Linked DNA regions of Homo sapiens: regions 2 and 3 are each linked to region 1. The links are chromatin contacts, found by Hi-C or POLR2A ChIA-PET in ENCODE. All regions are on one chromosome and are shown on one strand. Each heading gives the region's core, a stretch centred on a gene start or an enhancer-like site at or near the end of the contact. The rest is flanking DNA. Distances are from core to core; before and after follow the strand shown. Region 1 has its middle 25 kb from the start of PITRM1. Region 2 overlaps PFKP (phosphofructokinase, platelet). Region 3 has its middle 6.6 kb from the start of LINC02668.

Region 1 (3,976 bases), core at 578-3,077:
ATCCGTGCACGTGACCGTCTGTTCTGTGTTTGTTCTGCCTGAATGTGTGAGAAAGCTGCCCCGATTTCTACTAAAACTAAACCCAGGCTGGGAGAGACCTCCAGGTCAGCAGGAGCTAAGGGGGTGCAGAAAAGCTGAGGCCAGTGGCTGGATCCCTTCCCCACATCTGTCTCCATCTGTGTGATCTCTCTGCTGCTTCTTCAAGGCTGAGCCACGCTTCCCCAGCCTGGTGTCTCTGTGCACGAGGGCTGTCGCCACAAAGCACCACAGACTGGGGGTTTAACTCCCAGCAAGGTATTTCTCACAGTCCTAGAGGCTGCAAGTCTGAGATGATGGTGTGGGCAGGGCCAGTTCATCCTGAGTCCTCTCCATGGCTTGCAGACGGCGTCTTCTCCCTGTGTCCTCACAGGGTCGTCCCTCTGTGTGCACCTGCATCCGAATCTCCTCCTCTTATCAGGACATCAACCCTGTGGTTTAGAGACTACCCTGATGGCCTCATTTTACATTAATTACCTCTTTAAAGACCCTATCTCCAAATACAGTCATAATCTGAGGTCCCAGGGGTTGGGGCTTCCATGTAGGATTTCCTGGGAGACACAATTCGGCCATCACATGACCACCAGTGTCCCCTTGGGCATGCATTGAATGCTTGTGTTCACCCCAAAAATTCATGTCAAAGCCCAAGCCCCTCATATGGCAGTATTTAGAGGCAGGAACTTGGGGAGACAATGAGGGTTGGATGAAGCTATGACTTGGGGCCCCACGATGGGACCAGCGCTGTAAAAAGAAGAGGAAGGGGGCAGAGCTCTCTCTCTCTCCCTCTCCTCTCTCTGTCTCTCCTCTCTCTCTCTCCCCCACCCCCATGTGAGGATACAGTGAGAAGGTGCCCTCTCTCAACCAGGAAAAGGCCCTCATCAGCAAGTGAATCTGCCGGTGCCTTGACCTTAGACTTCAGTCTCCAGAACTGTGAGGAATCCCTGTTTGCTGCTGAAGTCACTCAGTCTTCGGTATTTTGTCACGGCCCGAGCTGGCTAAGACAACCAAGCACTTCTTAAGTAACGAATGGGCCCTTCTCAGAGCCCAAATTAGCCCTAAACACGATTCACCTGAAACACTGGGCATTCCAATCCTAAATCATGAGAATCAGCTGAGCTTCAGACTGGTTTAAATGCCAAAGAATAAACAAGAGAATGCAATATTCAAAAAGACATTAAAGTTTGAATTATCTCAATCACCTGCATATATCCAATTGGCTAGATTTTCACATTTTCAAATAAATATTGACTGCATTTGCACTCAGTGGAACTATATTCCTAAGTAATATTCTGGGAGTTGTATACAAGACAATTTTATGAAGCCTCTTTAACATCACCTCGTTTTAGAGTCTGTGTCACATAATTGACACCCGCCGTGCTGGGGGCAGTGTGGTTTGCCACAGTCGCAATCACTGGCGAATGAGCTAATCCCGAAAGTTGTTTTATGAGCTTCTTTTCACCAGTGACACCGAAGCACTGATCCCTGTCCCTGATAAGCCTCGTGTAATGACTCAACCCTAAGAAATCCACAAACAGACAGCTATCCCTTAAATGAATGCATTTTTGAGAGATCCCAGTGAAAATTCTGAGCTGCCGTTGCTGGAAGACCTGATGGGGACGTCTCCTTTCGCTGCTCCATGTGGTAACGCAATGGTCAGCGGTCACTCCCTCCTGATGGAAGGAACCAGCAGCACCTGCCTGCTACCAGCTGTAGAACGAGGGAGACTGAGTGGGAGACGTTCCCAGAGTCTCGGCAGCGCCCGGCCCGGTTCAGCCAGGCCTCTGCTGCCCTCCGGTGGCCTTCGGCTGGAAGCAGCGGACAGAGAGTCCCGCTGCAGGAGGCTGGGACGCAGAGCATTCCTGGAATTAATTCCTGGACTGCTGGGAAAGCGGCCGGGGTGTCTGGGGTGTGCAGGACTAAAGCAAACCACTCAGCCCTCGGCCTGTAACTCCTTGCTTCCCCCAGTGCATTTTTCTCCTTGGTAAAATCCAGATGAAATGAACCAAAAGAAAAAGCAGCCTCCAAGATGAGAGGTCCCGGAAGGAAGCCTTGGAAGGAAGCGAGGGGACGCCCCTGGCCTCGGCCTCATTGCCTGTTCCTTCTCCTCGGCAGCTCTGCATGGCCCCCCAGCAGGACAGCTCATCCAAGGACACCCCTGCCTGGGGCCTGAGGACCCACCTGCAGGGCCAGACCCCCCTCCCCACCCCGGGGTGAACACAGCCCCCACAGGCCCCAGTGGGCGGGAATGTTCCCCGTGGTGGCCATTCACATAACAGGACAAAAGAGCCCCCACGTTTGCTGGGATGACTCTTGGGAGACCGCCAGCAAGTTGCAGACCACGGCAGAGGCCGAGCTGAGATGGGAATTCCATGCCCAGGTCTCCCTGGACTGAGGGAACGTGATAGAAAGCTGAAATAGAAACAGAAACAATAGTGACGCCTCTTTAGAAAGGCTACAACTGAAAACTGGTTCCCAGTCTAGCCTGATGGACACACGATCTGAAGAGATCCAAGACCCGTTTCTGAGAGGAGAGAGAAGACCGTGGCCGGCAGACAGGGGTGATGCTCTCAGCTGCCCTTTTCCAGCCAAGGCCAGAAATGTGGTGTTGCTTTGGCTGGCTTTACACCCAGGACCCCAAGCGAGCTTCCTCCCCAAAGTGGGCTGTCCTCTGGACTCTGGGTTGGGGACATCTCTGAGCCAGCTGGGAGGTCAGAGACAGGTTTACAACCAGGAACCCCCTCCCAGGCCCGGCATGAAGCGTGGGCTGCGTACCTTAAAAATGTGGCTTTAGAAAGTGAAATGTTGGCCGGGCGCAGTGGTTCACACCAGTAATCCCAGCACTTTGGGAGACCGAGATGGGCGGATCACCTGAGGTCAGGAGTTCAAGACCACCCTGGCCAACATGGTGAAACCCCATCTCTGCTAAAAATACAAAACTTGGCCGAATGTGGTGGCGGGCGCCTGTAGTCCCAGCTACTTGGGAGGCTGAGGCATGAGAATTGCTTGAACCCTGGGAGGCAGAGGCTGCAGTGAGCTGAGATCGTGCCACTGCACTCCAGCCTGGGTGACAGAGTGAGACTCCATCTCAAAAAAAAAAAAAAGAAAAAGAAAAAGAAAAGAAAAAAGAAAACAAGAAAGTGAAGCAGCGTCAACACCAGCCAGGCTCAGTACCCTGGAATTACATATTCAGTTTGTGGCCTGATGTGGGGTAAGTTGGTTTCAAAGAAACAATAAACCTGTAATTTTAACAAATTGATGTTTGGCAAACTAGACATTCTAGAAGGCAGTCGTTCAGAGGGCAGCTGCTGGTGGCTGGACAGCTTCTGAACGGGCAGCCAGTGTCCATGGCCAGGTGGGCAGTATTTGCTTCTCAGTTCCAACTGGAATCATGACTCCAAAGCGACAGCTGCCACGAGCAACAGAGAATGGAGAGAGACACACCCAAGCGTGGCCACACAGCAATTCACAGTCAGGAAGGAGAAGCCGGAGAGGGACTCAGCCGATGACCCCAGGAGCCACAGAACTCCCACTCACTGCAGGCGAATCTACCCGGGAGAGAAGGGAAAAGAGGTTCCCCAAACACCACCAGGGAATAGGATGATATTCATAGCAACAAGCATTTATATGATACTCTGTGCTGGGTGCTTTACCTGTATGTACTCATGAATCTTGATAACGCTTGAGCCAGGAGCTCTTCCGTGAACATTGTCGTTTTGTAGAAGAAGAAACAGAGTCACAGGGCCCCCAAGGGACCTGCCCGGGTCCTACAGCTTTAAGAAGTAGAGCTGAACTTACACCCAGGGCCCTGGCTCCAAAGCCCACCCTGGTAATCCATGATGAATCACCCACCTCTGCGTTGGCCTCACCAATAAAGCTCTGATCCAAAGGTCCAGGCTCGGTCCCCGTGGTGGGCTGGTGGCATAACTGGACAAAAATGCCC
Region 2 (3,976 bases), core at 1,203-3,702, 100 kb after region 1:
CCTCCAGAGTACTTGGGATTACAGGAACACACTACCACATCTGGCTAATTTTGTTTTTGTTTTAAAGTAGTGACAGGGTTTCACCATGTTGGCCAGGCTGGTTTCCAACTCTTGACCTCAAGTGATCTGCCTGCCTGGGCCTCCCAAAGTGCTGGGATTACAGGCGTGAGCCACCATGCCTGGCCACATGTGTGTTTATAATTTAGTGTCATACATGTAATAAACAAGAAAGGAGAAAACAGTCTGGAATGGAACAGAACCCAAAACAGAGCTGGTTCATTTCAGCGCTGGCAGCCCCGTCTGCACCTCCCGAGACCCCCCAGGCACCCAGGCCCTGGCTCACAGGCTGGTACAGGGACTGCCCATCACCAGGCCCCCTACCTCCATGGCAAAACAGCAGAACATCTTCTAAACACAGCCCAGTCTCACTCTAGGGATTATTATTATTATTATTGTCTCCCCTTGCTCTGAAAACAGATTTCCCTTGCAGTGCAGATGAGCCCAGTGTAGCCGTCCCCCGGAGGGCGAGGGTGAGCAAGTGTGAGGTCGGATGCAGACCTCGCCTCTGCACAGGGCACCCTGGGAGGCACCGTTTATGTTCTGTCCTGCTGCGGATGCTCTGTCCACACAAGGACTCACTGGTAACAGACGGTCATGTGCAAAGCCATGAATGACTCTTGGAGGCCATAATCCTCAGAATATTGTAAGTACAATAGGTAGGTAGGCGGGTGGGTGGATACATAAATAAAGAGATAACCTAGCCTTGGGGTTGCAGTTTCAGTGATCTCTACCACCCCAAACTCCCAGGTTTTTTTGTTTTTTGTTTTTTTGAGACGGAGTCTCGCTGTGTCACCCAGGCTGGAGTGCAGTGGCGTGATCTTGGCTCATTGCAAGCTCCGCCTCCCGGGTTCCTGCCATTCTCCCACCTCAGCCTCCTTAGTAGCTGGGACTACAGGCACCCGCCACCACGCCCGGCTAATTTTTTGTATTTTTAGTAGAGACGGGGTTTCACCGTGTTAGCCAGGATGGTCTCGATCTCCTGACCTCGTGATCCGCCCGCCTCGGACTCCCAAAGTGCTGGGATTACAGGCATGAGCCGCCGCACCCGGCCTCCCAGGTTTCTGCTAAGAATTATGCTTCATTCTGCAAGCACAACAGAGCGCTCCATTCTTCAGGTCTGGGAGCAACACTGAACAAACTGCCATCTGCAGTGATCCTGACTTTCCAGATTGACTTCCATGAAGCTCGGGGGGGCAAGGAAACAAGGAAGCAGGCATGTAGCCTGGGCCACCGTGAAACGGACCCTTCTTAGAGGCACGACCTCCCATCCTCCAAGCCCACATCTCAGGAGGAGAGAAAAGATGACCCATGATGGGGCCTGAACTGCAGCAGAAACCGGGACCTCCCTGAGAGGACTGGGATGTAGAGCGGCCGTAAACCTGGGGCTCCGGCAAAACTGAAACAGACAGTTCCTACATTCCCACACCCAGAGCTGTTGCGGTCATTTCTGTGCATGCAGTTTTTTGGTAAATAAAGAGACCGGGGGGAAGGTGCCAGTTCCGGCCGCCACCCTGCTGAAGAGGATGCCAAGGCCGCTGCAGCATCCTGAGGCCGTCTCAGGCCCAGGAGTCAACCATGCACCCCTAACGGCATCAGCTTTCAGAGTATTCCTGGAGCACGCGCTATCCCGGACGCTGCTTCCAAGTCAACCGCCACCCAGCATTTTACTAGTTAATATGCCATAGTGGGAACCATACAATTTCCTTTCCCTGCATGAGTTCACAGAATTTAAATACGGATTTAATCAAACATGTTAACGAATCCTCTTGCTTCTGGAGTAGTAAGAAAACTGCTCTGCAAACCACAACATTTTGAAAAGTAAAATGTTCTCTGAAAGTAATTTCATTATTTTGTGTTGCATAGATGCATGTGGCAAAGAAAGCCATTAAAAAATAGAAAGGGAGGGCTTTCTGAGTGCCACCTCCAATGCTCCCTGTCTAGTGCATGCGTGAGCTAAGTTGCTAGGAAATGACTCATTCTTTAATTTGCAAAGTCACGACGCCCATGGAACATGTGAAAAGCAACTACCAGCCGCAGTTCTAAGCCGTCTTTCACCAACAAGGAAGATATTACTAAATTAGGAAGACTCATTTTGCCCAAACGTACTACAACGTAGAAATTCAGATGAGTTTTCTCTTTTGAAGTCTTCTTAGAAGGCTGAATATTTATCTTACTACAGCCAAAGCCCAGACGTTTCCTAAAACACCCTTTTGGAATTTGCCTTCCAAGCCAGTTTTATGACTCACATAGGAAAAACAGAGCATAAAACCTTTAACCTTATCTCAGTTTTTTGGCCAAAGTAACATTCTCTGTCTTGTTGACTCTGACTCACAAGATGAACCTTAGAGCTCCTCGTTGGCTGTATCGGATCCATCGTCGGACAGAATTTTTTACGTTGAGTCATTCGATCACATCTAAGAACATGCCACAGGCTCTGAAGTCATTTCAACTTATTCGAAATTGTTTTGAGCTGTGTCAAAATAACCAGCCTTCTAACCATGTAGGAGATCATTCTATATGTAGAGGTGGTTTTGACTAGAATTTTTAGGCAATCGCCGAATCCATCATAAATGGAGTAAGCTAGTTCACCTATGCGCGTAGTTCACCTATGGGTGGCTTTCTCGGACGTCTCATATGTAAGTTTTTTTTTTTAAAGTTACAGACAAAGGGAAATTATACCGTTGTGTTGCAGCAGTAGGCTTTTTCTTTCAGAATGCTTGTTGCATGGGTCCATGTGTCTTCTCAACTGGATAATGCTTTTTTCCAATCTGATTTCCTGAATTCTTCACTCAACTAACTCCAAATGGTGAACATTCCAACTACCAGAATAAAACAAGCTCCTAGAGATAACAGACTTTAAAAGTGCCTTCCAGATAGTGTTATCACCAGCTTCCTGCAGACATAGTTACTGCATCCAGAGATGTAGGGGCTTTGCTGCTTCTGAGTAAATACTATTTTTTTTGTTTCCTACAGAATCAAGCTTTCCCTAGTTTAATCCTTTTCCCTCCCCCACAGAACCTAAAGCTACAACATTCCTTAATAAATTAAAGCATTTCACTTTTAGAATTCAGAGCATGCATGCAGAGGTCAGCTCTGAACGGCTCTCTAGGCTTAGACTTGGGAAACACCAGCGTTCCAAACTAGGTGTGCGAGAAAGAGAGGCGGCAGGAATTTCACTATGTCAATGGTTTTCAAAGGCCAGGAATCGTGGCTTTATCCTGTCTCTAGGAAATTCAGAGGCAGAGCCTGAGATTAAACAGCCCCACACCAACACACATCCCAAGCCCTGCTCACCTCCCCACCAACACTCTGAAGGAACGCTCTTGTCCAGAGACCCTACCAATCACCCCAGCAAAGCACCCTCACTGATTTCATTACTTGATAGAAAATTTCTATAGAGCAGCCTCAGGATTTCTTCTTGGGAGACTCAGTCAACTGTAAAATTCTAAAATAGGTTAGCACACGACACACCATCATGTGGTCCTGCACTTGCTTCTTTGGAAGACCAATAATGCAACAGCATGATGTATTTAGCCCTCTGGCATCACAGATTTCTTTAAGCCAAAGCTAAGAGTGCACAATTCCGGTAAGTTGTACAACCAACAGCCCCAGCAGGAGCGAGGCCGGTCGCCCTTCCTCCCCTGTAGAGAGAGGGTCCCAAGCACTGGCCTGGCAGTGACCTTACAGCAAACCCCACCTTGAGGCTCATTCAGCTGACCACAGTGGTGGGGAGGTGGTGGTGAAGGGAGATGGTGCTCTTCTGCAGTTTGAAATGTTCACTGAAACTAGATTGTCTGAAGCCACAGGCAATGGTGTAAATGGTGGTGGGATGAAGGCAGATCATACATGAAGAATTCAGCATGGGACCTGGCTGGCATATAAACATGTAATAAAAGATAATGCTACGACAGATGCG
Region 3 (3,976 bases), core at 621-3,120, 67 kb before region 1:
CTGGGTGTGGTGCCACATGCCTGTGGTCCCAGCTACTTGGGAGGCTGAGGTGGGAGGATTGCTTGAGCTCCGGGAGTTGATTGAGGCTGCAGTGAGCTATGGTCCTGCCACCGCACTTCATCCTGGGTGAAAGAATGAGTCCCTGTCTGAAAAATAAAAGTAAATTAAATAAAATTAAAATTAAATTAAAAGTATGAATAGAGAAAAGTGTTCAAGATATATTTTATTGATAATTTTTTACTGTGGTAAAATATGTACTTCATAAGATGTGCTAAGTTAACCATTTTTAAGTGGACAATTCAGAGGTATGACATCCATTCACATTGTGCGACCGTGACTACCATCCCTCCACAGAACTCTGCATCTTCCCAAACTGAAACCCTGTGTCCACTAAATAAAACTCCCCATTCCTCCATTCCCTCCCCCTGGCAACACCATTCATTCTACTTTCTGTCTCTGTGATTTTGACTGCCCTAAGCACCTCCTCTAACTAGAACCATAAGTCAGTGCACTTCTGAGACTGGCTTGTTTCTCTTAGCAAAATGTCCCCAAGGTCGTCCGTGTGGCAGCATGTGCCAGAATTTCCTTCCTCTTTAAGGCTGCATAATATTGTATAGTATGGATAGACCACATTTTGTTTATCCATTCATCTCTTGGTGGACAAGTGCATCTTTATACTCAGATAAACACACAGAATGCAATGAGTGTTTCCATGGGGACACAGGTCAACTCACAGTGTCCAGTGGCAACTCAGAAGCCATCTGGTCTACCGTCTCTGCAGCAGCCCTCGTCTGACCATCTGACCCTTCATTTGCTACCCCTCCCACATTGTCACCCCTGAAATGTTCATGGACTTGCTGGCCTACCTTCAATGGCCACCCCCACTGCCACCCCTCAGGTATGAGTCACAGGGGCACTTCTTTGTTCACCGCAGCCCCAGTAATGACAGCTGTTCATGGCATGCAGTAGGAATTTGATAAATACTGTTGAGTGCATGAATGAATACTTGCGATGGTTACACTGGGACCAAAAAAAAAAAATCAAGAAACGGAATGAAATGGATGATGACTTTTCACTTTTAATTCTATGAAGTTTGATTTTTGAAATCTATACCAAGTATTATATTCTAATTTGAAAAGTTTAAAAATAATGACCTGGAAGTAAATAACCCCTAATCCGAAAGGTGAGCTGTAGTCGGTAGGGTCTTCCATGTACTCAGGCTCACAAAGGAGAGAGATGGTGGCTTAAGGAGTCCCCAGCTGTGCCCCCAAATCTCCTCTCAAAAATATGTGTAGCCCAGGCTGCACCCAGCCCTGAAACCAGCCCAAGGCTCTCCTTTCCTCTGCTGTCAGAAGGAGGGACGCCTAGGGTCAGGAGGGGCTTGCTGTGGCACCTCCCACACACCCCCATGGCCAGCTGACCCCAGTGCGCTGAGGCTTTCAGGACTTTGCTGAGTGTGTGACCACGGGCAGCTGCGAATGACCCTGCGGAGGGGATGGTGCCAGCCGTGTGGCCGGCAAGCAGCAGGCTGTGGTGGCAGGTAGGAACTTCCTTCTGCTCAGGGAATTGCTGCTGGTATCAACACAGCCCGAAAGAAATATGCTGTATGTCATTAACTTAGGTCTGTTTCAATTACATTCCATCAGAAAACTGACTCTGCCTTTTTGTGGAGAACTTGACTTTACGGGTTGGCTCTGCTGGGAACAGGTTTGTAGAGGAAGGGCTGAAACACGAAACAAAGAGAAGGTTCTGAGAAAGGCCAGGACGATATCCTGTTGTTGTTCAGTGATTCCCTAAACAGAACACTTTGTGAGGGCCCTGCTGGAGGCCCAGGGTGGCTGTTCCTAACAATACCAGCAGCCAGAGGAAGCTGTTAGATGAGTGGGTCAGGAGGAGGCGGTGGCACTGCCCAGGAGTCATTTCTGGGTCGTGTGTGGTGGCCACAATTTGCAAAACAGGAAGGAGAAGAAGAAAAAATGATTGGCAAGTGGCAAAAGGAAGGCAAAAGTCGCACTCTGCTCCCTGAAAGGCAGCAGAATTAAATGGCCAGCAGGACCAAGCAACATCCATGTGGTGAAGGAACCAACCTGAAAGACAAACAGAAAGAAACGCTGGCAGGTGGGGAGTTAGGGGAGTCCGTGAAGGGCATGGCACTCACCAGGAACCAGCGCAACGCCCCCTGCAGCCTGATCTTCCTGGCACCGAAGCACACGGCCTGGGAGCTTGTGGAAGACACAACATTCCGATTCAGTAGCTCCTGAGAGTCTGTGTTTCCAACAAACTCTCACTGCTGCCGGCCTGGGGACCACACTTAGAGACTAAGAATTGCGTTTGCTGCTTCTCCCACCTTCCGCACGGTGGGTCCACCCAGGGAGCTTTAACAACTGCCAATGCTGGGGCCCCAGCTTCTCCACTTGTGATCTAACCGGTCTGGGGTATGGGCTGGGCTTCAGAATGTTTTAAAGCTCCCCAGGTGACACTAATGCTCAGCAGTTTGAGAAGCACTGATGTGGATGAAACGATAATAAGTAACCAGTGGCAATGTGGAGAATTTCAGCCAAGCAATACCCTCATAGACTCCTAAAAAGCCTGAATCCTGGATAAACTTTCAAATCACAGAAGCACATCTTTGTGTTTCTTCTTCATTGGAACAGGTGATAACTGTGCAAATAAAACCAGTTGCCTCCCAAACTGCTCTGAGTCTAAAATAGGACCAAAGAGAAAGAAGTTTTCAGAAAACAAGATGGCCAGTGCATCAGGAGTGAGTTCATCTGGACAGGAAGAGAAACTCACAGTGTCTCCTCTCCTAGGGTGTCCATCATCAGCTCCACCTCTTCCTGAGGCCACCTCCACCTCACCACTTACGTCAGCTCTTCCAGTTCCTGAGCTCAGCTGAACTACCTAATTCGGGGATCTTGAATATCAGCTAGAATTTTGCTGGGTTGAATGTAACAAACAGGAAAAATCCATGACTTATAGGAGATTGAAGGGTATCTCCCCCACACAGCTACGAGACTGGAGGTGGTAGGGCTGGGCTGGGGTGATGGCTTCCCGGGCATCAGGGTCCCAGACTCCTTCATTTCATCTCACTCACTGCTCTGCCTCATGGTAAAAAATGGCTGCCCAGGTGCCAGCCAGCACTTCCGCACAGCAGCCAGGAGGACGAGCAGGGGGCAGCTTTTACGCTCTCCTTTAAGGCAGTCCTGTCCATTGGTCAGAATTTAGTCCTGTGCCCTTCCTAGCTGTGAGGAGGATTGCAAAGTGTTGTACTTGCCAAGACAGAAGTCCCAAGCTACAAAGTTGGAGAAAGAAGAATTCATACTACAAAGAATCCAGTAGTCTTCAACAAGTCCTCTTTTACTTACCCTATTTGACTTCCTACATCTCTTCTCTAACCAGTAATTCACACGAGCCAGGTACTATGCCAAGCCCTTCATACCCACTGTTGCGTTTAGTCCTCATGCAACCTCATGAGGGAAAATTTTCAGAATCCAAATGGAGTTCCCTGTGTTAAAACCCTGACACGCTGGGGAAGGCCATGGAGGGAGGGCTCTCATGAGTGAGGCATTGCAACTTTTCACAAAAAACCACTTCTGCCAGGACATCTGCCAGCAACTGCCTGTCCAGCCTCAGACAGGCATCACCCTTGTTATTGATCCTTGTGGCCCAGGATAATTATCTCAAAACAATTCTGCAATCCTCATTTTCTTAAAAAAAATTATCTCTTTTTACTTCTCTGGATAAGCAATTAGTTTACCATGGCACACACATGCCCATCTTAATGCCTACGCCCGAATAAACACCATTGTCCTTTAGATAGTTTCCTTCTTTGTTATTTAGGTTGACAGAGGTCAGCTTCATTTAGACAACTTGCCAAGGTTACCCAGCTTAGTTTAGGTAACTTGCCAAGGTTACCCAGCTAGCAGCTGATGTAATTAAGGTTTGAACCCTGGTATGTCTCACTCCAAAGCTATTA

The links. Hi-C counts contacts between places; a loop is a spot of excess contacts on that map. ChIA-PET counts read pairs that join two places held with the same protein, here RNA polymerase II (POLR2A). Pooled maps may share reads with other maps.
Region 2: a loop to region 1 is called in a pooled map, with 14 times the contacts of the local background. The contact joins two enhancer-like sites. A Hi-C loop is called at or near these places in 5 of 50 pooled maps. POLR2A ChIA-PET finds 5 or more read pairs at or near these places in 2 of 52 experiments (HCT116 and WTC11).
Region 3: a pooled map shows a loop between it and region 1 (8-fold over the local background). The contact joins two enhancer-like sites. A Hi-C loop is called at or near these places in 1 of 50 pooled maps. POLR2A ChIA-PET finds 5 or more read pairs at or near these places in 2 of 52 experiments (AG04450 and naive thymus-derived CD4-positive, alpha-beta T cell).

Annotation. Positions count from the first base shown.
Region 1 is chr10:3,195,388-3,199,363 of GRCh38, reverse strand. No RefSeq gene overlaps it. Among named protein-coding and RNA genes, the nearest start is that of PITRM1, 25 kb to the right of the region's middle. Within about 2 kb of position 1,827, at least 7 of the 41 ENCODE cell types and tissues checked have a DNase peak (open chromatin) inside an H3K27ac peak, as active enhancers do.
Region 2 is chr10:3,093,932-3,097,907 of GRCh38, reverse strand. The region is part of intron 2 of PFKP (phosphofructokinase, platelet); the gene reads right to left. Among named protein-coding and RNA genes, the nearest start is that of PFKP, 28 kb to the right of the region's middle. RefSeq lists an enhancer at 1,558-2,757. Within about 2 kb of position 2,452, at least 20 of the 41 ENCODE cell types and tissues checked have a DNase peak (open chromatin) inside an H3K27ac peak, as active enhancers do.
Region 3 is chr10:3,262,152-3,266,127 of GRCh38, reverse strand. No RefSeq gene overlaps it. Among named protein-coding and RNA genes, the nearest start is that of LINC02668, 6.6 kb to the right of the region's middle. RefSeq lists a silencer at 3,115-3,280. Within about 2 kb of position 1,870, at least 5 of the 41 ENCODE cell types and tissues checked have a DNase peak (open chromatin) inside an H3K27ac peak, as active enhancers do.